Linked DNA regions of Homo sapiens: region 1 is linked to region 2. A link is a contact called in ENCODE Hi-C or POLR2A ChIA-PET data. All regions are on one chromosome and are shown on one strand. The core of a region is the stretch at or near the end of the contact, and the rest is flanking DNA. Distances in the headings are between cores, read along the strand shown.

Region 1 (5,046 bases), core at 450-2,949, 200 kb before region 2:
ACTGCAGGGCAGTGTTCCAGGGCCGCTGATGTTGGGCATGACTGGCTGTGACCCTCTGCCTGTGTGTTTCCCGAGCAGTGACAGCAAAGCTGGAGAGAGAGAGGAGCATTGAGGTTTTGAGACATGTATAACCAGTGAAACCATCATTACAATCCAGATTGAGAAATTTGCCATGCCAGCCAGGCCTTGAACTCTCCACCGGTCGGTAACTTTGTTTCCTTAATCTTTGGGTCCTCCTAGCTGATTGAAGGGCCTCAAATCACAAAGTAAAGGGATAAAACAATTATGGTGTAGCCATACAATGGAACACTGCTTAGTAATACAAAGACACAAGCCATTGACACACAAGCAGATGAACCCAAGATAATTATGATGAAGGAAAGAAGCTGGACAAAAAACAGTACATACTGTGTGATTCCACTGATACAAAACTCTGGAAAATGCAGACTAATCTGTGTGGCAGGAAGCAGATCAGTGGTTGGGGGCAGGAGTCATTACTGAGGGCAGGAGGGAGTACTGGACGCGTTCACTTTGTGGATTGTGATGATGATTTCACTGGCTATAACGTGTCAAGACTTCAATTTGTACACTATATATGTGCAGTTATTGTATGTTAATCACATTTTAATAAAGCTGTTAAAATATTGACCTGAAAATTAACTGTATTATTGAATCATCGATAATTAGCAAATAGAACTATGGAAAATGCCCTCTTAAATTTCAATTTAGTCAACTTAGATCTATTAGAGATTTTTAAAGCAGACCTTTTATAGTTCCAAGTTAAATCTCTAAAGTCAGTTGTAACAGAATCTGACAAAATGGGCTGTTTTCTTTTACCACCTTCTCTCTTAACCCATCAAGGCTTCCTTTTCTCAACTCTGTAATGTCCTGAAGTGTTCAAGGGGTCTCCCCATAGGTATGACAATGGGATGATTGGATGATTGTTGGTGCTTCCCATTAATCTCTCTTGAGATCCTTTCCACGTCTCCGAAAGGCACCTGTTCTTATTTGCATTTTGCAGATGAGGAAACTGAGTCTCAGAGAGGTTAAGGGGGTAGCCCGAGGCCATGTACATGACTGCAGCTTGGGACTCGGCGTCCAAAAGGGTGCCTGCCCATCCTCCTGCCAACTTAGTTGACACAATTTTCCTTTCTAAAGGCTTTCTCCCAATACCGTTGCCATTCTTAATTAGGGCTGGGTGCCGTCGAAGCCTCCTTGGAGTTAAAGGGCTGCTAGGAGGAGGAGGTGGGACGGGAGGTGGCCGTTCTCAGAGTGCTTGAAGAACTAATTAAAAATCAGTCTTTTTAAATTTTTAATTAAATTAATGTCTGTAGGGCGAAGTGTCACGGCCTGGGAGGACGGTGCGGCTGGCTTCAGCCCTTGAATGCCCCGCGTCAGTAATAATTAGGGGGTGGGGGGAAACAAAGCGAGGGTGAGTTCTGCTGGGCGCCCGTGGACTCCTAGAGGTCACTGTCGCACTCTGCTACTCAAGTGGGTTTCCCCAGCCCGTCCAGAGAGGTACTGGTGTGCGGGAGAGGCCAGCAAGACAACCAGGGACAGCTACTCCGCCCAGGGCCGGCAGCCGCCCCGCCTCGACCACGCCCCCAACCCAAGCCCGGGATCGCCCCTCCCCGACCACGCCCCTCACCCCCGCCCTTCCGGGGCCGAAAGCGAAAGCGCGCTCGGTCTCTCGGTGCTCGCTCCATCGGGTCTGGCGGGGCTGGCAGCGGCGAGGACCCGGGTCTGGCGCTGTGGGCCGGGAGCCGTGGGGCGGCATGGAGGGGCTGGTTGTCGCCGCCGGCGGGGACGTCTCCCTGCACAACTTCAGCGCGAGGCTGTGGGAGCAGCTGGTCCACTTCCACGTCATGCGGCTGACGGACTCGCTGTTCCTGTGGGTGGGGGCCACGCCGCACCTGCGCAACCTCGCCGTGGCCATGTGCAGCCGCTACGTGAGTGCCTGGCGGCCGAGGGTGCGGGCGGCGGGGCGGGGGCGCGGGGGCGCCGGGCCTGCGCGAGCTGCAGCCCCCCAGGCTTCTCTTGGGTCCACAGGGCGCCCTACTCCCCCGAAGCCCACCCGTGGGATGTCTTAGGAAGCCCGCGGGCGCCAGGGCCTGCACCACCTCGGGAGCTGCGCGCGGGCCCCGGGCCCCTCTCCTTGTCCCGCCGCCCCGCAGCTGCGTCCCGCACTGGTCTCTGTAGGTCAGAATGTCTTGGGTCTGTCCTCGCCACACGCTCGCTGGGGGACGCGTCTGCCTCGTAGCTCTCCTGCCATCTGGATTTTGAGCACACTGATAATTTTTTGGGGACTCTTGCGTCTCCACTGGATGTCTCAGGCATTTCGCACTAGGCACACATCAGGCTCTCTTCTCCAAACCTGCTCCCTCCTCCGCCTGACTGGCGCTGTGATGGCAGCTCCATCTTCCTGGCTGTGCGTTCAGAGCCTCGCAGTTGTCTTTGATTCCTCTTTCTTCACACTCCACGTGCTGAGTCCCTAGGCACTGCCGCCAGTCAAAGCAGACAAAACCCAAGCCGCCCTCACCTTCACCCTGCCGCGCTGGGCCAAGCCTGGGACATTATCATTTCCCCTCCTCTCCCGCCTTTCCGGCTTTGCGTGTCGCCGCCTGGTTTCTCCTGGTTTCCTGAGGCAGCTGTAAGAAAGTGCCACAGACCGCGTGGCTTAAAACAACAGAGGTTTATTCTCAAAGATCTGTAGACAAGGTCTCTCACTGTCACCCAGGCTGGGGTACAGTGTCATTATTATAGCTCACTGTCACCTCAAACTCCTGGGCTTAAGTGATCCTCCTTCCTCAGCCTCCCGAGTAGCTAGGACTACAGACATGTGCCACCATACCTGGCTAATTGTGTTTTTTTGTAGAGATGGGGGTCTCACTATTTTGCCCAGGCTGTTCTTGAACTCCTGGCCTCAAGTGATGATCCTCCTTCCTCAGTGAGCCCGACTCTTCTCATAAGGACATCAGTAATGTTGGATTAAGGGCCCATCCTACTCCAGTATAACCTTGTCTTAAATTGTATATATATATATATTTTTTTTTTTTTTTTTTGAAGCAAAGTCTTGCTCTGTCGCCCAGGCTGGAGTGCAATGGCGTGATCTTGGCTTACTGCAACCTCCGCCTCCCAGGTTCAAGCAGTTCTGCCTCACCCTCCTGAGTAGCTGGGATTACAGGTGTGAGCCATCACGCCGGGCTAATTTTTGTAGTTTCAGTAGAGCTGAGGTTTCATTATGTTGGCCAGGCTGATCTCGAAATTCTGACCTCGTGATCCGCCTGCCTCGGCCTCCCAAAGGCAAGCAAGTCCCTTTGGAAGTAAAGAATCTTTATGCTAATCTTTATCCTAAAGTGCCGGGATTATAGGCGTTAGCCGCCGCGCCTGGTCTAAATTACATCTTATTTACATCTGCAGAGACCCTGTTTACAAACAAGGTCACATTCATAGGTACCCAGAGGTTAGGACTTCAACATATTTTTTGGGGAGACACAATTCAGGCCACAACACTGCCTTGTAACCAGGGCAACAGAATGATAGTTTTAAGACTGAAGTTGGATATTTTCATTTCTCTGCTCAAAACCTTTCACGAGGTGAACTCGGAGCACTCGAAGACTCCAGTGACCTTCGGGCTCTGTTACCTCTTAGAGCTCCTGCCTGTCCTCGAGCTGGGCAGTGCTGGCCTCCCAGCCGCATTAGCTCCCTCTCTCAGCCGTTGAGTGTTTCACGGTGAGGTTTGTCTGCTTGCCCAGGGTGAGCGTCTGTTTCTCTAGCTCCTGATGCACCGCTCTCTAAGTCCCTGTGGAATGAATGAGTGAGGCCCCCTCAGCGAGACCCTTCTGAAGCCAGTGAGGCAGTGATGACTGAGGGTGCTGGGGGCAGGAAGTCATGGGTGAGCCTCTTAGCTGTGCACAGCGGCACCTGGGAAGGCCTTGGGAAGGAGATGGCATCTGGATTCCTTTCTTGCTTTTCTTTTCCTTTTCCTTTTTTCTTTTTTTCTTTCCTGGAGGGTCCTGGCAGTGGACCTTTGAGCAGGCGGCAGCGGAAGAGGCCTGGGGGACCAGGGGTGATGGGTGGGGCTGTGTGCTCTGTGCCACCTCGCATTCTCTCTTTATCCCAAGGCATAGTGGGCAGGGCTTTGGGCACTGGTCAGATCTGGTGTCGCTGCCTTGTGCCACTTTGTGCAGTGCTGGTTTGGGCTGGTAAGTTTGGAAGAAGTAGGCTCCTCCTGTGGGTGGTTTTGGTCACCCGACCCCATGGTGGTCACAGCTCCCAGTGAGGTATATTTTCTCATCTGGAAAGTGCCCCTCCAGCAAAGCCAGGCAGGAAAAGGAACAGGGGATTGATTGAGTTACCTGACTTGTCAGAAGTCCAGTCCCTCTCACTGGCCGCAGTGTGCCTGGGTGTTCTCTCCAGGGGCAGAGAGCCGAGCCAGCTGGGGAAAAGAGGTGTAGGCATTAGCTTAAGGCAGGAAGCCCAAGGTTCCTGTGACCCGTGGGGCGGCCCTCCATCTACTGTCCACCTGTGACCCGTGGGCCAGCCCTCCATCTACCGTCCATGCAGGTAGACTCTGTGGAGCTCTTGTACCTTGGTGGCAGGGCTGAGCAGTTGTAATAGAGACTTTGTAATCCATAAAGCCTGAACTAGTTACTATCTGGTCCCTCTCAGGAATTTTGCCAGCCCACACGTGGAGAATGGCACCAGACGGTCTGTGAGGTCTCTTCCCTCCAGCTTCCCTAAACTCCCACATGTGAGACTGTAGAGAACAGACACCATGCAACCCGGAGCTGGCTGACCTTGGGTTGAGCAGGGATTTTTGGTGCCCAGAGAGGCTGCAGGACTAGTGACACTGAGTCCTACCAGCTTGAGGGAAGCTGGCCTGGGACCTGGGCCCGTGCCTGCTCAGGGATTCTTGGACCCCCCGCCCGGCCTCTAGGAGTGGAAGGTGGTGCTTCAGCTGCAGCAGAACTCCCTGGGCATCTGCTGGGAGACCACAGTCCTAGTGTGATGTCGGAAGTAATGAACTATTAAGGGTGACACGAT
Region 2 (4,968 bases), core at 347-2,846:
GCTCTCCAGTTCTTTAGTAGGCTTTACCTGTGTCAAAATCAAGTGCGAGATGGAAGACTATTGCTTTGTGGGAGACCCAGGGACAACTAGCCGGGCAGAACAGGGCTGTGGTCCCGACTCCCCCAGCAGACCTTGAACGACGCCAGTCCGACTCCTCCAGAGGGGGCTGGTGACAGGTCAGCTGCCTCGCCCCGAGGGTGGGGGAAGGGCGCGCTTTCCATCCGCGTACTGGGACAGGAGTTTGGGTGCAAACTAGTAAAGGCTATGGTGCTCCCTTTACACCCAAGTAAAGGCATGTGGTTTGGGGGACGGAAGGAGATTAAGCCAATGCGGAATGCCCTACACACACTCTAGCACCACCACTTTGGGGACTTCGGTTCTCCCGCTGGCTCGGGCTTGGACCTCGGTCTGCAGGGAGAGGGTTGGAGGGACTGGGCGGCTGCGGCCCTTACCTTGCTGACCACGTTCTGGACGAGGCCGGCGCGGATGCCGTAGTCCCATGCGCGGCAGTCACAGTTGGAGGCGTTGTCCCCCTTGTCCGGAGGGGATGGCAGGGGTGGTGTGTCGCCTCCGTCCGCGCCGCTGCTGTTGCTCCGGTTGCCCGCAGCCTCCCAGGGGGCAGTGGCGAAGGGGGTGGTGGGGAGGCTGGTCCAGTTGCCCATGTCCCCGCCCCGGCCTGTGGTGGTGACCCCTGCCAGCTCGGTGCCTTTGCCGGCCCCGCGGCACCAGAAGTTGGGCTGGTCCAGGAGGAACGAGTCCGAGAACTGGCTGAAGCCGATGAACAGCGCCGGGATCCAGGTGAGCAGCACGAGGGTCTTCTGATAGCCCCCGCCCAGGCCCCCGAGGAAGGGCAGCACCGACCCGTCATAGTCCAGCAACAAGAGGCTCGGGGCCGCAGCCGCGGAGCAGCAGCTCGGGTGCGGGCCGCCTCCAGGATGCAGTGGGGGCAGCGGCTGGATCTCCGCGCCGCCGCCGGGGCCCGCGCGTCCCCCGAGGGGCGCCGAGGCCGCCGCGTCCCCGGGCGGCAGGGAGCCGTTCTCCTCGGCCGGGGCCGGCTGCCGCCCAGGCCCGCCGCCCGCCGCCTCGCGCCGCCGGTCTATGGCCATGGCCCGGGCCCGCGGCTCCCGCAGAGGCGCATAGAGCGCGGCGGAGGCTCCGCGGGCGCCCCGGGCACAGCGCGCCGGGCCAGGCGCCTGCAGCCGCTGCCGCCGAGGAGGGCCCGCGGCTCGAGAGAGAGCGCTCGGCGGCTCCGGGTGCGTCAGGCCGCCCCCATGTCACCCGCCGGACCCCGCGCCCCGGGCGCTGCGGCCCCGCTCGGGCGCCGGGCAGAGGCGGGCAGAGGCCGGCCGGGCCCTCAGCCGCCGCGGCTCATCAGTTCCGCGGCCCGGGCGCCGGCTGCCGAGCCCGCCGCTCTCCGCTGCTCCGCGCCGGACGCGGCAGGAGGAGGAGCCGGCGCCGCGCCCGGCCCGCGCCCTTGCCGGCGGTTCAGGGCCCTGCGGGCGGCGGTGCGGGCAAAGGCTGCTGCTCCCGGGGTGGCCGCGCTGTATTTCTCCGACTTCGGGCGCCTCCCGGAAGCCGCGAGCTCTGGACCCAGCCTGCCGAGCCGGCCGCGCTCTCCAGCTCCTGGAGCCGGCCCCACTCCTCCTCCTCCTCCTCCTCCTCCCCCTCCTCCCTGCCCCCCGGCCCGCCCCCTCTCCCCCCGCCGAGGTGGAGGTAACCGCGGCACCTGCTGCGCTCGGCTCCTGCTCGCGAGCGCCCCCTCCAGCCCGGACGCGCGGCCGCCGCCGCCCGGGATCCACGGGAGGGGGGCGGGGGAAACGGGACACCCCGGGCCCGCCTGGCTGGAGGATCCCCTGCCCGTTGCCCGTTTCGCGCCGGGCGGGGCGGGGGAGGAGGAGACGCGCGTAGCAGGGGTCGCCGGCCGGCGACGGGTCCCGGCAAAGTCGGCGTGCGCTGAGAACGTGTGGGCCGGGTCTTCTCTGAGGCTGGGCTCCCGCAGCCGCGCGGGCCCCCCACCCACTCCGCGCGCGCCAGGTCTCCGTGACCTCTGTCTCTTCAGAGGTGCCCGGCGGTCCCGCTGCCCGCGCCCCGCTCCCAGTCCCAAGCCCGAGGGTCTTCAGCCTTCGGGAACAACCCTCTGCGCTTTTTCCAGGAGCGAATAAGGTTGATTTTTGTGTCCGTGGAGCAGGGTCAAGGAGGCGCCTTTGCCAATTTCAGGTCGCCAGTCCCCCGCAGTGTCTGGCCACCTGCGACCCGCCGCACCCACTCCCAAATCGCCATTTCTTCCCCCACTCCTAAGTGCATGCGATGTAAGCACGATGCTGGGATATATCTCCAACACAAGTTATAATACACACAGTATAAACGTGATGGCATTCCCCACCCCCTCCCTAAGATCTTGTATTCACGTTTGGAACGCCGTGTGCACAGGCGCACACATCTATACTCTCACACAAGAAGACAAACCTCTCCCTCCTCTCCTGCTCCAGCGCCAACCTTGCCCAGCCAGCGCTGTATAAATAACACCAGCCCTGCGGCAAACGGCTACATTAGCATATTTCCTCCTGCACCCAGCGCACGCACCAAAGAGAATTATCCGGCACCTTTCAACCCAGCGTCCCCACATTTTGGAGGCATTTCATATTCTGAGAAGTTTATTAATGGAAGTCTTAAATGGAGCAATCCATTTCTAGTCTTATTTGGGGCAAAAAAAAAAAAAATGTTTAGCTTTCCAAAAGGATATATTCTAAGCTCCATATACTGAATGTATTCTTTTGCATTTTCATTATTTGCTCAGCTAACCGCTGCACAATTTAGTGGAATACATTTTTAACCTGCAGTTCAGTGTTAAGGGCAACATGTGTTTACTGCATAAAATGCTGGCACATACGTACCAGAGAACTATTTCTGAAGGCTGCCGGGGGGCGGGTCTTGGGGGACAGGGGAGGTTGTGGACCTTCCTGCGTGGCCGAGAAGGGGTGATTAGATAACAATGGGCGGAAGGGGCCCTAAGGGCTGCAAAAGACACCAGACCGCTGAGAAATGGGTCTGGAAACCACATATATAAAGAGCTGGGGGCTTGGGGCGGGGGGGGACACGATAGTGCACGTTGTGTACGTGGTAATTTTTCAACTTCACATTATTTATTAGCTTAACTTTTCTTTTCCTTCCCTCTCCTCCCCTCATTTGAAGAGCTAATACATGCAAAGTTCTGACCTCCATGCCTGGAACAGAGTAAGTGCGCAATGAATGTTAGACATGTATTATTACCAGTGCTCCTCTTGCCATTACATACAATCCACATTTCTTTTTGAATTGAAATATAACTTTACGGATTTTATTTATTTTCCTTTCAGTGGCTGATTTTCCAGAAGAGGTCCACTTTGTGTCTGGCTCTGCCTCCCTTCCCCCACAGTCACAAGGACCCATTTGTTTTCTTGTAACTGATCACAAAAGGAGCATTGCCATTGACCTTAATGGCCCTTCCAATCAGAATAACTATCATAGCCAGCGTTTCAGAGTTGGCTTTCAAATTCACACTCTCACTCAGTCCTCACATTCAGCGCCCCAAGAAGTGGGCTTTCAAAGAGAAACAGCAAGGATCAGGTGACTGACTACCAGATCAAAGAGTTGGTCCCCAGCTGAGCCAAATATCTGGTTTTGAACCCAGATTTTCTGACTGGACATTACCGGATTTCTCCATTTCATCATACAGGGGCAACTATAGGGAAGAGTTTACAAAGATGTTTGTTAATGTGCATTTTTACGTGGGAGAAGCCCTGGCCCTAGGAAAAGAGTTTCATTGTGAAGATGTTATTAGTCTTTGTTCGCAAAAGGTGGTAAAAATCCTCAAATGGTACATTCTTAGAATTTAGGGACACACTGGAAAATGGTATCCTCTAAAACTGAAGCTAAAAGGAGGCAACATAAAATGTTTGAAATTAACTAGCTGCAGCACTGACCCAGGCATTGTAATTAAGCTGTTGATTAGATTAGAGGTTTCCCTAAATTCCTCCTGGATTGATATTTCCACCAAATCTAGTCAAGAAGATTAAAGTGTAACTACTTTAAAATAAAGTGGCCTTCAATTTATTAAAACATACCACAAGTGATCTCATAACGTGAGCAAAAGGAGTAAAGAGGAAGAATTTGACACTCTGACAGCCTCAGTGGGTGAGGTTTGAGATCCATGGACCAGGATAGGAAAGCCAGACACCTGTTAAAAAATTACTGTTTTTAATTTTCTGAATGAGCATTATCATCAGCTGCTATTTTTCTTGTTTGCTTAGTTAGATTTACGTTCTGCCTCTAGAATGTAAGCACCTTCGGGGATAGGTGCCTTGTGCTCAGCTGTATGCTTGGTGGTTAAAACAGTGCCTGGTACATGCAAGGCACTCAATACATCTTTGTCAAATAAATGAGTGTATCAAGTTATTAATCACTTGATGATACTGTCTATTCAAATCATCAAACTGTTTACTTTGTTTCTTAAATCATCAAGCAACCTTTTTGTGTTTGTTCATCTCTCAAAGATGGTGCTCAGATCAGCCAACATGAGACTTGAAATGAATTTGACAATTATATGTCTTGTTGTAAGGCATTGTGGTTACTGGATTAGCTCCCAATATTATCTTCTCTTGGGCAGTATTGGCTTGCAGATGGTGGCTTATAGGCCAAATGCAGCTCACAGACCATAGGCAATGTTTTCAGGAAAATAATTGCTAACATTTCAAAATTGGGAGATTGAATACTTAGAAAAAAATGTGTTTTGGGCTTCTCTGAACATCATAGCAGAAGCCATTGTCCTTTTGATGCCCCATGTTTGCAGGACCGTGCTTTCTTGGACTGCAGTAAATGAGCAGGCACTCTCCAGCTTGCCCTCATCCCTGCCTGACACATGCCCCTCATGCATGACATTTGGCCCCCAAAAGTAGCTGTGTTTGTGACCCTAAATTTATGTGAGTATCC

What was found. A loop is a pair of places that touch in the nucleus more often than their neighbours do. ChIA-PET counts read pairs that join two places held with the same protein, here RNA polymerase II (POLR2A). Pooled maps may share reads with other maps.
Region 1: a loop to region 2 is called in a map of CD4-positive, alpha-beta T cell, with 7 times the contacts of the local background. The contact joins the promoter of PSMG4 here to the promoter of SLC22A23 in region 2. A Hi-C loop is called at or near these places in 2 of 168 maps with a recorded cell type or tissue (CD4-positive, alpha-beta T cell and naive thymus-derived CD4-positive, alpha-beta T cell) and 12 of 50 pooled maps. POLR2A ChIA-PET finds 5 or more read pairs at or near these places in 2 of 52 experiments (B cell and activated naive CD4-positive, alpha-beta T cell).

Annotation. Positions count from the first base shown.
Region 1 is chr6:3,257,248-3,262,293 of GRCh38, forward strand. It overlaps PSMG4 (proteasome assembly chaperone 4), which reads left to right and starts at 1,700. Exons shown (of 3, transcript NM_001128591.2): 1 at 1,700-1,949. The coding sequence starts at 1,776. RefSeq lists silencers at 1,520-1,769, 1,890-2,009, 2,060-2,159 and an enhancer at 2,280-2,409.
Region 2 is chr6:3,455,454-3,460,421 of GRCh38, forward strand. SLC22A23 (solute carrier family 22 member 23) reads right to left here and starts at 1,597. Exons shown (of 10, transcript NM_015482.2): 1 at 453-1,597. The coding sequence starts at 1,106. It overlaps LOC643327 (a long non-coding RNA gene), which reads left to right and starts at 250. Exons shown (of 2, transcript NR_147844.1): 1 at 250-798. RefSeq lists silencers at 1,365-1,594, 1,655-1,874.